5 separate regions of the Homo sapiens genome follow, and regions 1, 2, 3 and 5 are each linked to region 4. A link is a contact called in ENCODE Hi-C or POLR2A ChIA-PET data. All regions are on one chromosome and are shown on one strand. Each heading gives the region's core, a stretch centred on a gene start or an enhancer-like site at or near the end of the contact. The rest is flanking DNA. Distances are from core to core; before and after follow the strand shown.

Region 1 (2,822 bases), core at 137-2,636, 1.6 Mb after region 4:
TGACGTGGCAGGAGGCAGAAAATGACCCTGGAGGCGCCGTGGCTAGCACTGAGCTTGGCACCTCCTCCCTCCGCTCCACGTTGTACACCCAGCACTCCCCCCACTCCCGAAGGGCTCCAGAATTTCTATGTAAGAAGGGTTTAGGACAGGCGATCTGATTGGAAGTGGGAGCTGGGGGGTCGGTCTTGAAGCTGCGTGTGCAGAGCAGGCAGTTTTTATTTAGACTGGGAGGCAGTGACGGCACGGATGGGTGCTCCAGCCCTCCCTGTCACCCCTGGGCGCGGCCAGCACCCTCTCCATTCCCACTTTTACTTTAGGTTAGGCGTGGAGATACAGCCTTCCTACCCAGGAAGAGCTATGGGGGTGTCCACTGGGAAAAAGTCTTGTGTGCCTGAACCCAAAAGGGAGGTTTAGCAACAGGTCAGGAGTTGGCAGGGCGAGGAAGCCCGGTACCCAAGCCCCTCCGCTGCATCCCTCTCCCAGGCTGCTGATGCCCCTCACCTTCCTCCTCCGCCCCCAACCCCGAACCCCCAGATGCTAAGAAGTCAGGCGGAGGCTTTCCAGGGGTGCGCAAGCTCCAATCGCGGCGGGGCAGTCAGCGACGTATAAGGAGGAGTAGCCCCAGAAGCGAACCTCCATCCGCCCCCAACTTCGTCCCGCCCCTCCCCCTTTCCCGCTGGGGCCTCGCCAAGGCCCCGCTGGGCAGCCAGGCCGGGCACTGGGAGGTGAGGGGCAGGGGCGCCGACGGCAGAGGGCGACGGAGGAGGGCAGGAAGCCGGGACTGCGCCCCTGCCCTCGCATCCCGACTCACTCACCGCCGGGGTCGCGGCCAGCGCTAGGGCTGGGGCCGGGCGGAGTGAGCGGGCCGGCGCAGAGGAGAGCTGAGGCGGCCTGGGCGGCAGCGGCGGCCGGCACAACCCCGGGCAGTCGCGGCTCCAGAGGCGTCCTCTCAGGATGTGGAGCTGGAAGACTGTGGCGGCGGTGGTGGAGGCGGAGGCCTCTGGCTGCGGACGTGGCGCCCGACGCGACCCGCCCCCTCCGCCGCCTCCTCAGCTCCCGCCTCCTCCCGCGGCTCCAGTTCCGACGCGCACGCGCGCTCGTGCAGCCCGGGCCCCTCCCGCGCCCACCGGGCACACGCCCACCCGTTCTCGCAGGGTCCGGCCCTCCCAGCAGTCCCCAGCCGGCTGTGTCCCAATTGCGCACGCGCGACGCTCCGAGGCCCGCTCCCGCCCCTTCGCCCCCTGGACGCCTCCGTGGGAACCCCCGGCCGGCCTGCGCGCCCCTCCTCCGGGGGTCTCCCCGCCTTCTTCCCGCCACCATCCAATCAAATCGGGCGAGGGGCGCGAAGCCCGGGAGACGCGTAGGCCGCGGCCCCCAGGCCCGGTGTTTTGACGTCGGCGGTGCCCGCGTTCCGCGCCGAGTAACGGTCTTCGGAATTCAGAGCCTTCGCCTTAGGGAAGGTGGGACGGTCGCCAGTTTCTCCAGCACTTTCTTCGTCCAGGGACGTCAACCTCCCTTGCATGCTGTCCTCAGGGACTGACAGCGGGGCCTGCTCAGAAGTTCTCGTCGGGACTCTCTACAGGCCTTTGTGATTAAGTGCTAGGGGTGAGGAGAGACGTGGCTTATTTATGTGTTTTTCAGTTTGTTATGATTTTTTTTTTTTTAATTTTACTTCTCCCTGCCCTAGAATTGAGCTCCTTGAGAGTAAAAACCCGCCTGGGTCGCCATCACCCTAGGCTTGGTGCAGGGCCTGCCAGGCGCTCGAATTTGTTGAAGAGGTGGGTGTTCAGTATCGAAAGAGCCGCGGATTGTACATTAGAAAGCCTGGCTTTGCGCCGCGTCCTTGCCACTTGCTGACCAGGCCCCTCCACGTGGTCCCCGCCGGGGCAGCAGCTCTCCTCACCCGTCCAAAGGCACGGGGAGGCGCGTGGCGGCCCCGCCAGAGCTGAGCCCCCTGGGATGTGAGGCCGTCTCGCTCTGAGCTTCAGAGCAGGGTTGCAGGAGACACCTCAGAAGGTCGTTTTGAGGACGGGAGGAGATGAACTGCTCAAAGCCTGCTTAACTAGATAAATGGTATCGATTAACTTTTCTTTGACTCCCTTTCCACACCTATAAAATGAAGATGACGGGAAACTTGTCATACTTTTTTTGTGGTGGGTGGGAAAGGTCTTTATGAACTGTGAAGTCCTATGCAAACGTGAGATGTTTCCTTTCGCAATCTGATTAGCGAAGCAAAAACACGCGAGTCAAAAACATACACAGAAAGCAAAAAAAAAAAATTCACAAAATGGTTTATCAACTGCAGAATATTCAGGATGGTGGAACTGAATGGTAACTACTGACAACATAGCTCAGAAAGGACGTGCTAAAACATGCTGGATGAAGCTAACTTTGATCCAGGTCTTAAATGGAATGGACTATAGTTTATAGCTTCAACCTAATCATTAACTTATGAAATCAGAGAATTAAGGCCACTTAAGCCACTGTGCTCAGACTGTCAAGATATTTAGTTTCTCAAAGCAGAAAGAGGAAATTAAATACTCTTGTCAATTCAACATATGGGTTGGATGATTAGCAGGATCCGTGGATTGTTGTTTATCCAGTATGTGAAGAAACGGATATCCTCTGTTTTCTCGTTATTACACAAACTTCTATCCTTAATATGTGACCTTTCAAGGTTGAACTCTAGGTAAAATTATGAAGTGCACAATTACGTCTTGTTTCTTCTTCCCTTTGCACGTCGTTTTACAAGAGAATCTAATTATTATTAAAGTACAAATGACTGACAAGATTGTAGCCACTCCTGGGAGATTTTGCATTTT
Region 2 (2,500 bases), core at 1-2,500, 1.1 Mb before region 4:
GAAGAGATCTTAGAACACCTAGTTCAAGCCCATCATAATAACAAAAAAGGTAGTTACCGTCCAGCACTTGCTACGTACCAGAAAGGCAATGCAGGAGTCAACTGGACACATCCAACAGATCTGGGTTCAAATGCCAGCTCTTCCACTCCCCAGTGATGTCATCTTAGTTAACTCACTTAAATGGCTAAGAACCTCGGTTTCCCCACACGTTATATGGAGAGAAAATAACCGTACCTACCTCGGTGGATGTTAGGAAGGTTAAATTAACGCAAGGGAAACACTTGGCGGTGTCTGGCACCTACTAATCATTCAATTACTGAGAGCTACTTATTACTGGCTCTGTTCTTCGTTTCAGCTTTTACAACTACTACTATTAAAGGTAGAAATTACATGAAATCATGGAGCAGAAAGAACTCTTTGCTGGACATTTAGGCTGTTTCCAATGTGTCACAATTATAAACAAGGCTGCAGAAAACACCCAGTACGCCTCGTTTTGCACACTTAAATGAGTATTTCTGCAGGACAGAGTCCTAGAAAGGAGCTTGCAGGGTCTATAGGTGTGTGCAATTTACACTTTTATACATAACGCAAAATTATCCTCCGCTTAAGGCTTTACGTAGATTACCTTACGCTAAGATTCAGGTGTACTATGAGCTAAGTACTATCGTGATCCCCATTTCTTAGAAAAACTGAGGCTCAGAGCGGGGAATCCCCTTGCTTGTCAAGCTCAAAATCACGACTGTCAGATTGAGGTCGCCGATCCCTCGGGGCAAGACTCTCAGAGCTGGGTAAACTGAGCCACAGAAGCTGGACGCCTGGCTCAGCGTCGTCCTGGGTCTAGGACCTCGCGCCGCCCGGCCGCCCGACCCCGGCCTCTCACCTGCCGCCGCCGCCGCCTCCCCGGCCGCCGCCCCTCCGCGCCGAAGCCGGAGCAGCTCCCCAACTCCCACAACCCAGAGCGCCCGTGCCTCAAGGGGAGGAGGCGTTGTACTTCAGGCCAGCCAATCAGAGCGCGCGAGCCCGGAGTACCTTTACCAATAGGCTTGAACATTGGTCAATAGGTGTTGCAGCCAAGCCGACACGGGTTTTCCCGCCCCGCTCCTTCCGTTAAACCAATGGGAAACAAGTCCCTGGGAGTGTCCCGCCCTGGGGTGAGAACTGCGAACCAATAAAAATTGAAACCTGAGCGGTGGCGCGGCCAGCTGTGGGTGGAGTCACCCCGCGGACTGGACGGGAACCTGGCGGGGTCAGGTCCCGTCAAGCAGCCTGGCTCATGGCTGTGTGCGGCCTGGGGAGCCGTCTTGGCCTGGGGAGCCGTCTTGGCCTGCGCGGGTGCTTCGGCGCCGCCAGGCTCCTGTATCCCCGTTTCCAGAGCCGCGGCCCTCAGGGCGTGGAAGACGGGGACAGGTGAGTGGCTGGCGGGAAGGGCAACTCGAACACCTGCCGTGAATCGTGGTGTCGTCGCCATGGGTACGTCACACCGCCGTGAGGTCACCGCGGCAACCGTCAGGTGACGTCTCCACGCTGTTCTGACGTCACCATGGCAACGTGGGCCACGTGGGCGCCAGAGACCAGGTAGTCTTTGCCTAAGTCCCAATGAAGTCCCGCTATCATCGGGCAGGGCAGGGCATATCCCATGTGGGCCAGGAGGGCTCTCGACTCAGATTGTGACCAATCTCCAAAGCAGTTTATTCCCCAGGTCCCAGATACACCAGCACCTTCTAAAGATGGCTTTCCTCATATTCCTTGAAACTTGCACCTCAACCCAGACCTCAGAACCTCTAGAGTACCGTGGATTAATAATGGATTAATTTAGTTCACAGATCCAGGAAATTAACCTTCGAATGGGCTTGTAATGTCACATTTTAATTTTGAGCTATGTCCTTGAGTTGTTTACATTGTTTTTTGAAAATGCCACTTTTTGAGCTGTATTTTGGCAATTCTTCATCTCTGAGTACACTCGAAGCCTCATACTATGGAAGTGGCTCAGGTTTCTTTTCCTGCAAGAGGCCCTGAGTTGGTGGAGTATAAGATAAAAATTTGGGTAGGATAGAGTTAAGAGTCCTAGCTACTTGGGAGGCTGAGGCAGAGGATCACTTGAGCTCAGGAGTTCAAGGCTGCAGTGAGCTATGATCATGCCACTGCACTGCATTCCAGCTTAGGCAACAGAGCAAGACCCTGTCTGTGAACAAAATAATCATAGGCCAGATACGGTGGCTCACGCCTGTAATCACAACACTTTGGGAGTTTGAGGCAGGAGTATTGCTTGAGCTCAGGAGTTCAAAACCAGCCTGAGCAACATGGTGAAACCCGTCTCTACCAAAAAAAAAAAAAAAAAAAAATTAGCTGGGTGTGGTGGTATACACCCGTGCTCCCAGCTGCTCGGGAGGCTGAGGTGGGAGGATTGTTTGAGCCTGGGAGGCAGAGGTTGCAGTGAGCCTAGATCGTGCAACTGCATTTCAGCCTGGGTGACAGAGTGAGACCCCATCTCAAAATAATA
Region 3 (3,033 bases), core at 367-2,866, 1.5 Mb after region 4:
AAAAACTTTGAGTAGCATTTATTTAATACAGTTGGCATAGCTGATTTGTCAGTTTCAAGTTTTGATTACAATGCACGGGGTCATATGTATTGTAATTCCTTGCACAATTACGTGGAGCCCTAATACAAGCTTCCAGCACCCTGGTGCACATTTCTGCTCCCTCCCTCCTGACCAGTGATGGCAGCTTGCAGTTCTAAGTCCTGAGTTTACATTCCTTAACTTCCTTTTCTGTATCCTAATTTCCTTTTCCTAAGTGCAAATGACACACTTTGGTTAGTCTGGACCCCAAATCATTTTATTTCAGGAAAAAGTGTGCAATAAATCTATGCATAATAGAGTTTTTATATTCGGATAACTCAGGAGTTGCTGGACAAACACCCCCCAGCTGTACACATGAGTTGCTCAGATCATTCTAGAATATCCTAGAGATCAGAGGTGGGTGATCTTGAGGAGCCAGGATTCTTGCTGCTACTCAGTGGAGTTAAATGCACGTGTGAGCTCCTCTCAATATAGCCTGTTGAGCCTAAACTGCATAGTGAGACTAGACTCAAAGATTTAGTTAACATTTCCTGAGTTCCTACTGTGTGCCCAGCATTGTTGACAGAAAAAATAATCAGTAGCCTCAAGGAATTCACTCCACAGGGTGCGAGGGCAGTCTGTATGCCAGTGCCACCGACGGCAGAACTGTGCACAGTGTGCTACGAACACCTGACAGCAGACACCTCCAGCTGGGAAAACCAGTTTTCCTGACTCCAACTCCACACAAACAGAATCACCAGGCCCAGCTCAGGGCACCCTGTCCTCGATAACACTTAACTAGGTGTGATTAGTCACGTTATTAGTTGTTGATATCTCTGCCCTCCACTAGAATGTAAGCTCCATAAGGACAGGGAATGTGTTTTATTCCCCCTCTATTTTCTCATTGCTGTTTCAATATGCTTGGCACTTAGCAGGCCTGCCATAAATACTTGTTTTTTGGATGGATAAATGTGAAAATAAATGAGAGAGACATTCAGCCTGGCTTTAAGGAGAAATTAACGTGTTTAGTGTATGAGGTTGGGCATCACCGGTAATAATTAGAATGGAAACCACTTGGCAGTTTATCAGAAAAGGGGAGTATTTAGGTGAAGGTGGCAAGGAGGGAGAGAAAGGAGAATGGCTTTTAAAGACAGTCGCTAACTGCTGGGGTAGGGTGGGGGCGGGGAAGAGTTCAGATGTGTTTCAAAGAACTTTGGGGGTTTTTTAAACATTTCTTTTGTAAGTTGGTTCTTTACCTAACTGAATTATTTTGGGAACAGTGATTGGCTCTATCTTAAAGATATAGCGGTTTCTGTTACTTCTTTTTTTTCTTATATTTTCTAAGCGTCAAAGCTACTGGAACTCCGCTTCCTAAAATGCTGGGAAGGAAAGGGTGTGAAAATGCCAGATGCCCCCGCCAGCACAGGCTGGGCTGCCTGGAAAGCCGATTCCCACTCCGACTCGCCCTCGTGGTGCGGGGAGGGACGCGTAGTTGTGTCCCGCGCTCTGACTGGCTGCGTTGGGACGCGGGGGCGTGTCTTGGGGGGGCGGGGGTTGGCGGTCATCTCCCGAGCCCTGATTGGCCATGGGCGAAGGGACTGATGGCCTGGTTGGCGCTGCTGAGAACTGTCGGGAGCTTCTTGAGACCGAGGACCGAAATCCCGGCTCCAGGCCTCGGGGACTGCGGACTGTGGGGAGGCTGGCCGGAGAGAGAGGGAAGGACGGGGCCTGGCCCCCGGGACTCCCTGTGCCTTGCTTGGAGCTGACGCCGACGGGTGAGTCGCCCCCTTCCTCTGCTCCTGGGCGTGTTCCTCACCAGCGGCGCCGCAGCGGTCAGGGCCCGCAAAACCCCACGCCTCGCCAGACGCTCAGCTCAGCCTGCCGGGTTTCTCTGGAAAAGCGGAGGCCCCACAGTGAATGTGCGGCCTTTTGATCGGTCCTGGAGATCTTCCGTGGACCCTCGTTTTTCCTTGCTTATAAACGTTGGTCAATTTGAAACTGGCAGCAGGGCATATGTGTTACGAAAGAAGAACTTTATTGAAACCAGTGGTGGTGTAGAGAAGACCATACTAACCATAACTGTGTATTACAGAAGTGAATTTCACTCCCCAAAAATGCTTAAGAAACAAGCATCCTAGAACAGCCCACATTGTGATTTAACAAACATTTACCAAAAGCATTGCTATATGTGGGGGCACAGGGCTAAGAGCAGGCAGGACTCTGGAGCCAACCTGTGGGGTTTGAGTCCAAATTCTGCCGGTTTTTTGTTTTTTGTTTTTTTTTTTAGCTGAGTAACCTTGGGCAAGTTCCTTTACCTGCGTCTGTTTCCTCATTTTAAAATGAGTTGTTGTGATGATTTAATGATTTAGTATATGTGAAGAGTTTTCTGCATATTCTAAGTGATTTATGGTATTAACTCGTTTGATCTTTGCAGTCACCCAGGAGATAGTATCACCATTTTCCTGATGCCAAACTGAGGCTCAGAGAGGTGAAGTAACTTCTTCAAGTCACAACACAACTGTTGTCCAGGAATCAGGCAGTCTGGCTCTGCTAACCCAGTTTTACCCACTGCATTAATGTACCGCATCCACTTGTTCACTCAGTTTCACCTGACAAATACTAATTTTGTCTCTCTGTGGAACAAGTTCTTTGCTGGGTGCAGGGAATAAAGCAGAACACCGTTCAGTTCCTGCCTTCCCAACGCTTGTAAATCTAGTGCAGGTCATTCATGGCCGGGCTGCAGGGTGTCCATGAATCCTGCTAAAATCATTTGCGAAATGTTGTGAGCGTGGGTCTTTTCTTCTGGAAAGAGAGTCTGTGACTCTCAGGTTCTGAGTTGATCTGTGATCCAAACAGAGGTGTGAAGAAGTGTTGTTTTAGCAGATCTGTGCCTAGTATGCCTGATACACAGCTTGAACTTCAAACAAACAGCAACAAAATTCCTACTGGTTGGAAGAATGAAGAACTTGTAAGAGCATAATAAGTGCTGCAGTAGCGTCCGGAGCAGGGTGCTGT
Region 4 (2,820 bases), core at 19-2,518:
GAAAGTCTCGCCGGGAGCAAGTGACAGCCTTAGGACTTGAACTCAGGAACCCCACGGCTCTAAAGTGTCCCCCCTTCCCATATATCCCTGTGGCTTCTGACCACAAACACTGGATTTGTGGACATATGTCAAACATTTGGGACATAAATGACTGACAGACACCCAGGCAGATCAGCCACAGCAGTTCTGACGCCCAATCTTTGATAAGCACAATTGTTGGGTGGCCTCATTTATTGCCCTCACCCTGATATTCAGCCACAGCTCCCACAGTGCCCTTCCCCTCTCTGGCCTTCCATTTCTGGCCTGTCCAGAAGGGACCCCATCAAGAAGATGAGCAGTTCGAGCATCTCGAAAGGAACTCAGGCTGTGGGCCACAGTGCTTGGCCTCAGTGACAACATGGCTTGTATGTGCTTGGGGCTGGCAGTGGGAGTGGAGGTGGGGCCAGGCATGCAAACACTATGCTAACAATAAGCACTTATTAAGCAACTATGGTGTCCTAGGTGCTGAGCAGTGTACTGGCCACGCATTGCCTCGTTTCACCCTCATGCCACCCTATGAAGGAAGAGCTACCGCTAGCTCCATTTTACAGACAAGGGAAACCAAGACACAGAGAGCATAAGTTAAATTCCAGAAGGCCCACAGGAGGTAAACAGAGGCATCCGGAAGGAAACCCCAGGGCCTCTGAACCCGGTCCCCAGGTCTCGATTTCTACCTTATTACTAAGCAGGGCCTGTGCACCTGCTCTGGGCTGGTCCTGACCCGGGAATGACTGATGGATCACGGGGTTCTGAGTCTCATGGGGATCCTGGCCCATTGCCACAGAACATGTGAAATGGCTTGGGGTGCGCTTTAATAGGGGTGCGCCTGGAGTGCTGCGCGGGTCCAGGGGTCTGGGCGGGCTTCCCGAGGGGACAGGCTCCTGGGCGGGGCGGTACAGGAAAGGGGGCAGTTCGCCGGTGCCAGGGGTGTGTGCAGGGAAGGAGTGCGTTCTGGGAGGCGCGAATCTCTCCCCCACACTTCCCTAGAAAGGGAGAACTGAGGCCCGGAGAGGGGAGGGGACCGGTCTGAGTCCCCTCCAAGACTGCAGAGCCTCCCTTCCCGAACCCCGCCCAGGGCTCGCGGCCCCGTCGCACCCTTCCCGGCTTCATCCTCTCGAGCCCCTAGGGCTTTTCCCCTTCTCACCGCGCGCAGCTGTCAGAACCCCAACCGCCTTCCCCGCGCTCCCAGCTCCGGGCCGCCGGCTCCCGGGTCCTCCTTCTCCGCCGGCCTCTGGCCCCGCCCCCGGCGACTTGCCATTGAACCGCCCGCAGCCCTCGTCGCGGCGGATTGGCTTTCCCCACTTGTCCTTCCCTCGCATTTCCGGGTTCCCGCGTCCGCGTCGGCTTCCCCGGGAAAGACGCGCCGTGGGCCACTCCCATTGGTTGTTGCTTGCGTTTGTCTCGTTCACGTAGCAGCCAATAAGCAGCGGGAGGGGCGGGGCCTAGGCCACAGGCAGGAGGAGCAGGTGCTGGAAACCCGATGGGCGTGCGGATTTGGGGCACACTAGGTGGCGGGCCCGGAAACTGGAAGTTCCACGGCGGTCTTTTCCTCGGGTCTCTTCGTCCCGGAGCCGCTGTCGTGTGCCTCATTTTTCCCGGTTGTGAAATGAAGATGCTGATGCTTTTCACCCCTTCACCCGGTTAGCCTGCTTGACTGCGCAGCCCCTGTTCTTAGCCTCCACCCCATGCTGCTGAGTTTGCCGCCTTCTTCTTCTTTACTCTTTTCCTCTCTGTGTCTTTTCCTCCCTGACTTAAACAACTTTTTTTTTTCTTATAAAATACAGGGTCTCGTTGTGTCGCCCAGGCTGGAGTGCGGTGGAGCAATTGCAGCTCACTGCAGCCTCCACCTCCTGGGCTCAAGCAATCCTCCCATCTCAGCCTCCCGAGTAGCTGGGACTACAGGTGCATGCCACCATGCCCGGCGAATTTTCTTTTCTTTTCTTTTCTTTCTTTCTTTCTTTTTTTTTCTCTCTCTCTGTCTTGCTTTCTTTCTTTTTTTTTGAGACGGAATCGCACTCTGTTGCCCAGGCTGGAGGGAAGTGGCACGATCTTGGCCCACTGCAACCTCCGCCTCCCAGGTTGAAGCGATTCTCCTGCCTCAGCCTCCCGAGTAGCTGGGATTACAGGCGCGCATCACCACGCCCGCCTAATTTGTGTATTTTTAGTAGAGATGGGGTTTCACCACGTTGGCCAGGCTGGTCTCGAACTCCTGACCTCAGAAGATTCGCCTGCCTCGGCCTCCCAAAGTGCTGGGATTACAGGCGTGAGCCATCGCGCCCGACCTATTTCTGATTTTTTATTTTCTTTAGAGACCGGGTCTCACTATGTCGCCCGGGCTGGTCTCGAACTCTTGACCTTAAGCTCTCCCTCCATCTCGGCTTCCCAAAGCGCTAAGATTACAGGCGCAAGCCACCCCCTCGGTTCTCCCTGACTTTTTAATTTGTATCCTCTCCAGAAGGACCTGGCTAGTTCTTTTGGCTTCCCAGAGAGAAATTTTTTCCTTGAAGCAGAGAATGGAAACCTCCATCTTAATCCACAAATACTGAAATTAAACATCTAGGGAGGTGCCCCAGAAACGCTAAGCATTTAGAAGTTAGCAGTTCAGATTCTGGGGAGTCAAAGAGACCTGAGCTCAAATTCAGACTTTGCCATTTACTCTCCGTGTCACCTTGGGCACGTTACTCCTAGCCTCACTTTCCCCACTTGTAAAATGGGGACAAACAGCCTACCTTGCTTTTGGCATCCAGTTCAGGATTTGCAGAAGGCTTGATGCTTCAAGAT
Region 5 (3,116 bases), core at 26-2,525, 1.1 Mb after region 4:
AGGGAGTAGTTCAAGTTCACGTGGCTGTAAGTGGTGGAGCCAGGAACAAGCCTGGGTTCCTCTGACCCCAAGTTTAATGTTAGTTTCATTATGCCTCACCACCTCCCAGCATTACAGGAAATCATCAGGGCTCCCCTACTCAGAATACACCAGGCAAATTCTGCCAAACAAAACTCATTCTGTTTTATTTCTTGAACAATAAGGTGCAGAGAGCTCAGAAGAGAACAAAAGCTCAGAAAAAAAAAAAAAAAAAAAAAAAAAAACCATGTTTGGGCTGGGTATGGTGGCTCATGCCTGTAATCCCAGCACTTTGGGAGGCCAAGGAGGGTGGATCGTCTGAGGTCAGGAGTTCGAGACCAGCCTGACCAACATGGTGAAATCCTGTCTCTCTTAAAAATACAAAAAATTAGCTGGGTGTGGTGGTGGGTGCCTGTAATCCCAGCTACCCAGGAGGCTGGGGCAGGAGAATTGCTTGAACGTGGAAGGCAGAGGTTGCAGTGAGCCAAGATCACACCATTCACTCCAGCCGGGGTGACAAGAGCGAGACTCCATCTCAAAAAGAAAAAAAAAAAAAAAAACCCTTGTTTGAACCTGATTTATAATAAAGGTTGCATCTCATCTTGATGGGGAAAGGAATGGTTCTATAATGTCGAGAAAACTGGCTCACTAAATGAATTTGGATCCCTCTCAAACACAATATATGAAAGTAGACTCTAAGTGGATGAAAAACCTAAATGTGAAAGCAAAGTTACAAAGCTAACAGAAGAAAGTGAAACAATACCTTTGTGAACTTAGGGCATGGAAGGTCCTCTTAAATAAAATCCCCAAGGCACGAACCAAAAAGCAAAAAGAAAAAAAAGTTGGTAGATTTGATTACATCAAAATTAGGGCTTCTGTTCAACAAAAGACACTGTGAACAAAGTTAACAGAGAGGTGGCAGAGTGGAAAGTGATATTTACAATGTCTAAACCCAACAAAGAATTAACATCTAACTACATATGTAACTCCTATAAATCAATGAGAAAAGAAAGGAAATGCAATAGAAAAATGGTCTGTAGATATGAATAGGCAGGTCACAGAAGTGGAAACCAGAATAGTCAACAGGCAGATGAAAAGATGCTCAAATTCGTTAGTAATAAGATAAATGAAAATGAAAGTAACAATAGATTCCACATTATACTCAACAGATTTACAAAATTACAATGTTGAGTAATATTGATTGTTAAACAGGATATGGGTAAATGGGAACCCCTCCGCGCCACTGGTGGGGGTCTAGACTGGCATAGCAGTTCCAGAGACTCACCTGGTACTGATTATCGAAACCAAGTTTGTATAAACCCTGTGACCCGACCAACCCACTCCTGAGTATAGATACTTGCATGGGGTCCATATGGGAACAAGTGAAAGGAGATTGTTCCCATAATGACAACATTATTGTTCACGGTACTGGGGAATTGGATGCAACTAGTTGCCCATCATTAAAGAATGGATAGACACAAAATATGATGGGTGCCAACTATGTGATAGTCATTACACAGTTCACCAAATATTTCCAGTGTCTCCGTCTCTTAGATTCATAGTAGGCTTGCAGTTCCCACTGCTTTTAAAGTGGAGAATGGCCATGTGACTTGTTTTGGCCACTTCTGGGCAGGCTTTAAAAATCAGTGTGCTATTTGTCACCTTCTGGACAGAGCCTTTAAGAGCCAGTGTGTGATTTGCTACTTGCTCATCTCTCTGCCGTGTTGAATGGTGGAGGCTCCATCAGCCTACGTCTCCAAAGCAAAACTCTTATTAACGGGATGGATATGTAGTGGAGCCAAGCAGTAAACCTGCATAATTTTAAGCTGCTAAGATTTTTGTGCTATTACCGCTGCATAACTTAGCCTATCTTGATGGAGTTAACTGTGCAGCTGTTAGAAATAATAAGCTAGATGTACAACCAACATGGATAGATATTGAGAACATAGGTGAAAATGGAAAGATCAGGACAAGCTCCTTTGTGCAATATCGTTTCTATAAATCAATAACACACACACAGAAAGCAATTTTACATGTTTTATAAAGACATGTACCTGTTCAAGAGCATATATTAAACGCCTTGGATGAGTACCTACAGGGGAGTGGAGATTATAGACAAAAAAGTGAAGAACTAAAATGAGAGAGAGAGGCCGGGAGTGGTGGCTCACCCCTGTAATCCCAGCACTTTGGAAGGCCAAGGCAGGCAGATTGCCCGAGCTCAGGAGTTCGAGACTGCCCTGGGCAACATGGTAAAATCCCGTCTCTACTAAAATACAAAAAATTAGCCAGGGTGGTGCCGTTCGCCTATAGTCCCAGCTACTCGGAGGCTGAGGCACGAGAATCGCTTGAGCTGGGAGGAGGCAGAGGTTGCAGTGAGCCGAAACTGCGCCACTGCACTCCAGCTTGGGCTACAGAGTGAGACTCTGTCTAAAATAAATAAATACATAAAAATAATAAAAATAAAATATTAATAAAATGAGAGAGAGAGCCCTTGCATAATGATAAAATTTCCGTGAACTTCTGAGTATGAATAATTCAACCCTCTGTTGAATCCAAGATCCAAAACAAAAAGGAAAGAGGAAAAAGTGTAAATCATTTTTCTTGGTTGACTTCAGTATGCATTTTAAACTCTTCATGCCAATCAGTCAAGCACAGAGTTTCCTTTTCCTCACCAAATTTTAATCAACTTGGATGGGTTTTCACTTCACAATCTCTATGGTTACCACCCCCTTGGTATGAAGGTATAGGCTCATACCCATTCACAGCAGCTACTGCCAATCTTCCACCTCACTGTGATCCGGGGAAGGCACCTTCCAATAAAGGACAAAGAAGCAAGCAGTCTGATGAGACAAGAACCGGACTGTACCAACTGTGGCAAAATCTAAGCAAATCACCTGTGTCCCAACTATTTGGGGAGTGGTTGGGGGCTGTGCTCCAGCTGACTGACAGGTTCTCAGCAAAGGACAAATGGCCAACAGGCACAGCCAAGTGGGGAACCCTACAAGTTCTGCTCAGGCCTCACCTGTAGGAAGTGATGCAGGTCTCTCAGTGGAGTGCTTCTGGCACCCTGAGTTTGCAATGTCCTTCCTGCCTGTTCC

What was found. Hi-C counts contacts between places; a loop is a spot of excess contacts on that map. ChIA-PET counts read pairs that join two places held with the same protein, here RNA polymerase II (POLR2A). Pooled maps may share reads with other maps.
Region 1: a loop to region 4 is called in a map of CD4-positive, alpha-beta T cell, with 4 times the contacts of the local background. The contact joins the promoter of TMEM263-DT here to the promoter of FICD in region 4. A Hi-C loop is called at or near these places in 2 of 168 maps with a recorded cell type or tissue (CD4-positive, alpha-beta T cell and naive thymus-derived CD4-positive, alpha-beta T cell) and 8 of 50 pooled maps.
Region 2: a loop to region 4 is called in a map of ascending aorta, with 5 times the contacts of the local background. The contact joins the promoter of MMAB here to the promoter of FICD in region 4. A Hi-C loop is called at or near these places in 4 of 168 maps with a recorded cell type or tissue (CD4-positive, alpha-beta T cell, ascending aorta and naive thymus-derived CD4-positive, alpha-beta T cell) and 13 of 50 pooled maps. POLR2A ChIA-PET finds 5 or more read pairs at or near these places in 1 of 52 experiments (T-cell).
Region 3: a map of naive thymus-derived CD4-positive, alpha-beta T cell shows a loop between it and region 4 (5-fold over the local background). The contact joins the promoter of MTERF2 here to the promoter of FICD in region 4. A Hi-C loop is called at or near these places in 1 of 168 maps with a recorded cell type or tissue (naive thymus-derived CD4-positive, alpha-beta T cell) and 8 of 50 pooled maps. POLR2A ChIA-PET finds 5 or more read pairs at or near these places in 1 of 52 experiments (activated CD4-positive, alpha-beta T cell).
Region 5: a loop to region 4 is called in a map of CD8-positive, alpha-beta T cell, with 7 times the contacts of the local background. The contact joins the enhancer-like site here to the promoter of FICD in region 4. A Hi-C loop is called at or near these places in 1 of 168 maps with a recorded cell type or tissue (CD8-positive, alpha-beta T cell) and 2 of 50 pooled maps. POLR2A ChIA-PET finds 5 or more read pairs at or near these places in 1 of 52 experiments (Panc1).

Annotation. Positions count from the first base shown.
Region 1 is chr12:106,954,059-106,956,880 of GRCh38, reverse strand. It overlaps TMEM263-DT (TMEM263 divergent transcript), which reads left to right and starts at 1,386. Exons shown (of 1, transcript NR_185933.1): 1 at 1,386-2,822. TMEM263 (transmembrane protein 263) reads right to left here and starts at 974. Exons shown (of 4, transcript NM_152261.4): 1 at 816-974. RefSeq lists enhancers at 27-86, 1,016-1,310 and a silencer at 587-1,346.
Region 2 is chr12:109,572,254-109,574,753 of GRCh38, reverse strand. MMAB (metabolism of cobalamin associated B) reads left to right here and starts at 1,250. Exons shown (of 9, transcript NM_052845.4): 1 at 1,250-1,407. The coding sequence starts at 1,274. It overlaps MVK (mevalonate kinase), which reads right to left and starts at 960. Exons shown (of 11, transcript NM_000431.4): 1 at 881-960. RefSeq lists silencers at 720-949, 970-1,099 and enhancers at 859-1,358, 1,359-1,860.
Region 3 is chr12:106,985,729-106,988,761 of GRCh38, reverse strand. MTERF2 (mitochondrial transcription termination factor 2) reads left to right here and starts at 1,616. Exons shown (of 3, transcript NM_001033050.3): 1 at 1,616-1,793.
Region 4 is chr12:108,513,725-108,516,544 of GRCh38, reverse strand. FICD (FIC domain protein adenylyltransferase) reads right to left here and starts at 1,268. Exons shown (of 3, transcript NM_007076.3): 1 at 1,184-1,268. RefSeq lists an enhancer at 1,737-1,796.
Region 5 is chr12:107,366,855-107,369,970 of GRCh38, reverse strand. The region is part of intron 1 of ABTB3 (ankyrin repeat and BTB domain containing 3); the gene reads right to left. Among named protein-coding and RNA genes, the nearest start is that of ABTB3, 50 kb to the right of the region's middle. Within about 2 kb of position 1,275, at least 3 of the 41 ENCODE cell types and tissues checked have a DNase peak (open chromatin) inside an H3K27ac peak, as active enhancers do; they include CD8-positive, alpha-beta T cell, where a contact is called at or near this core.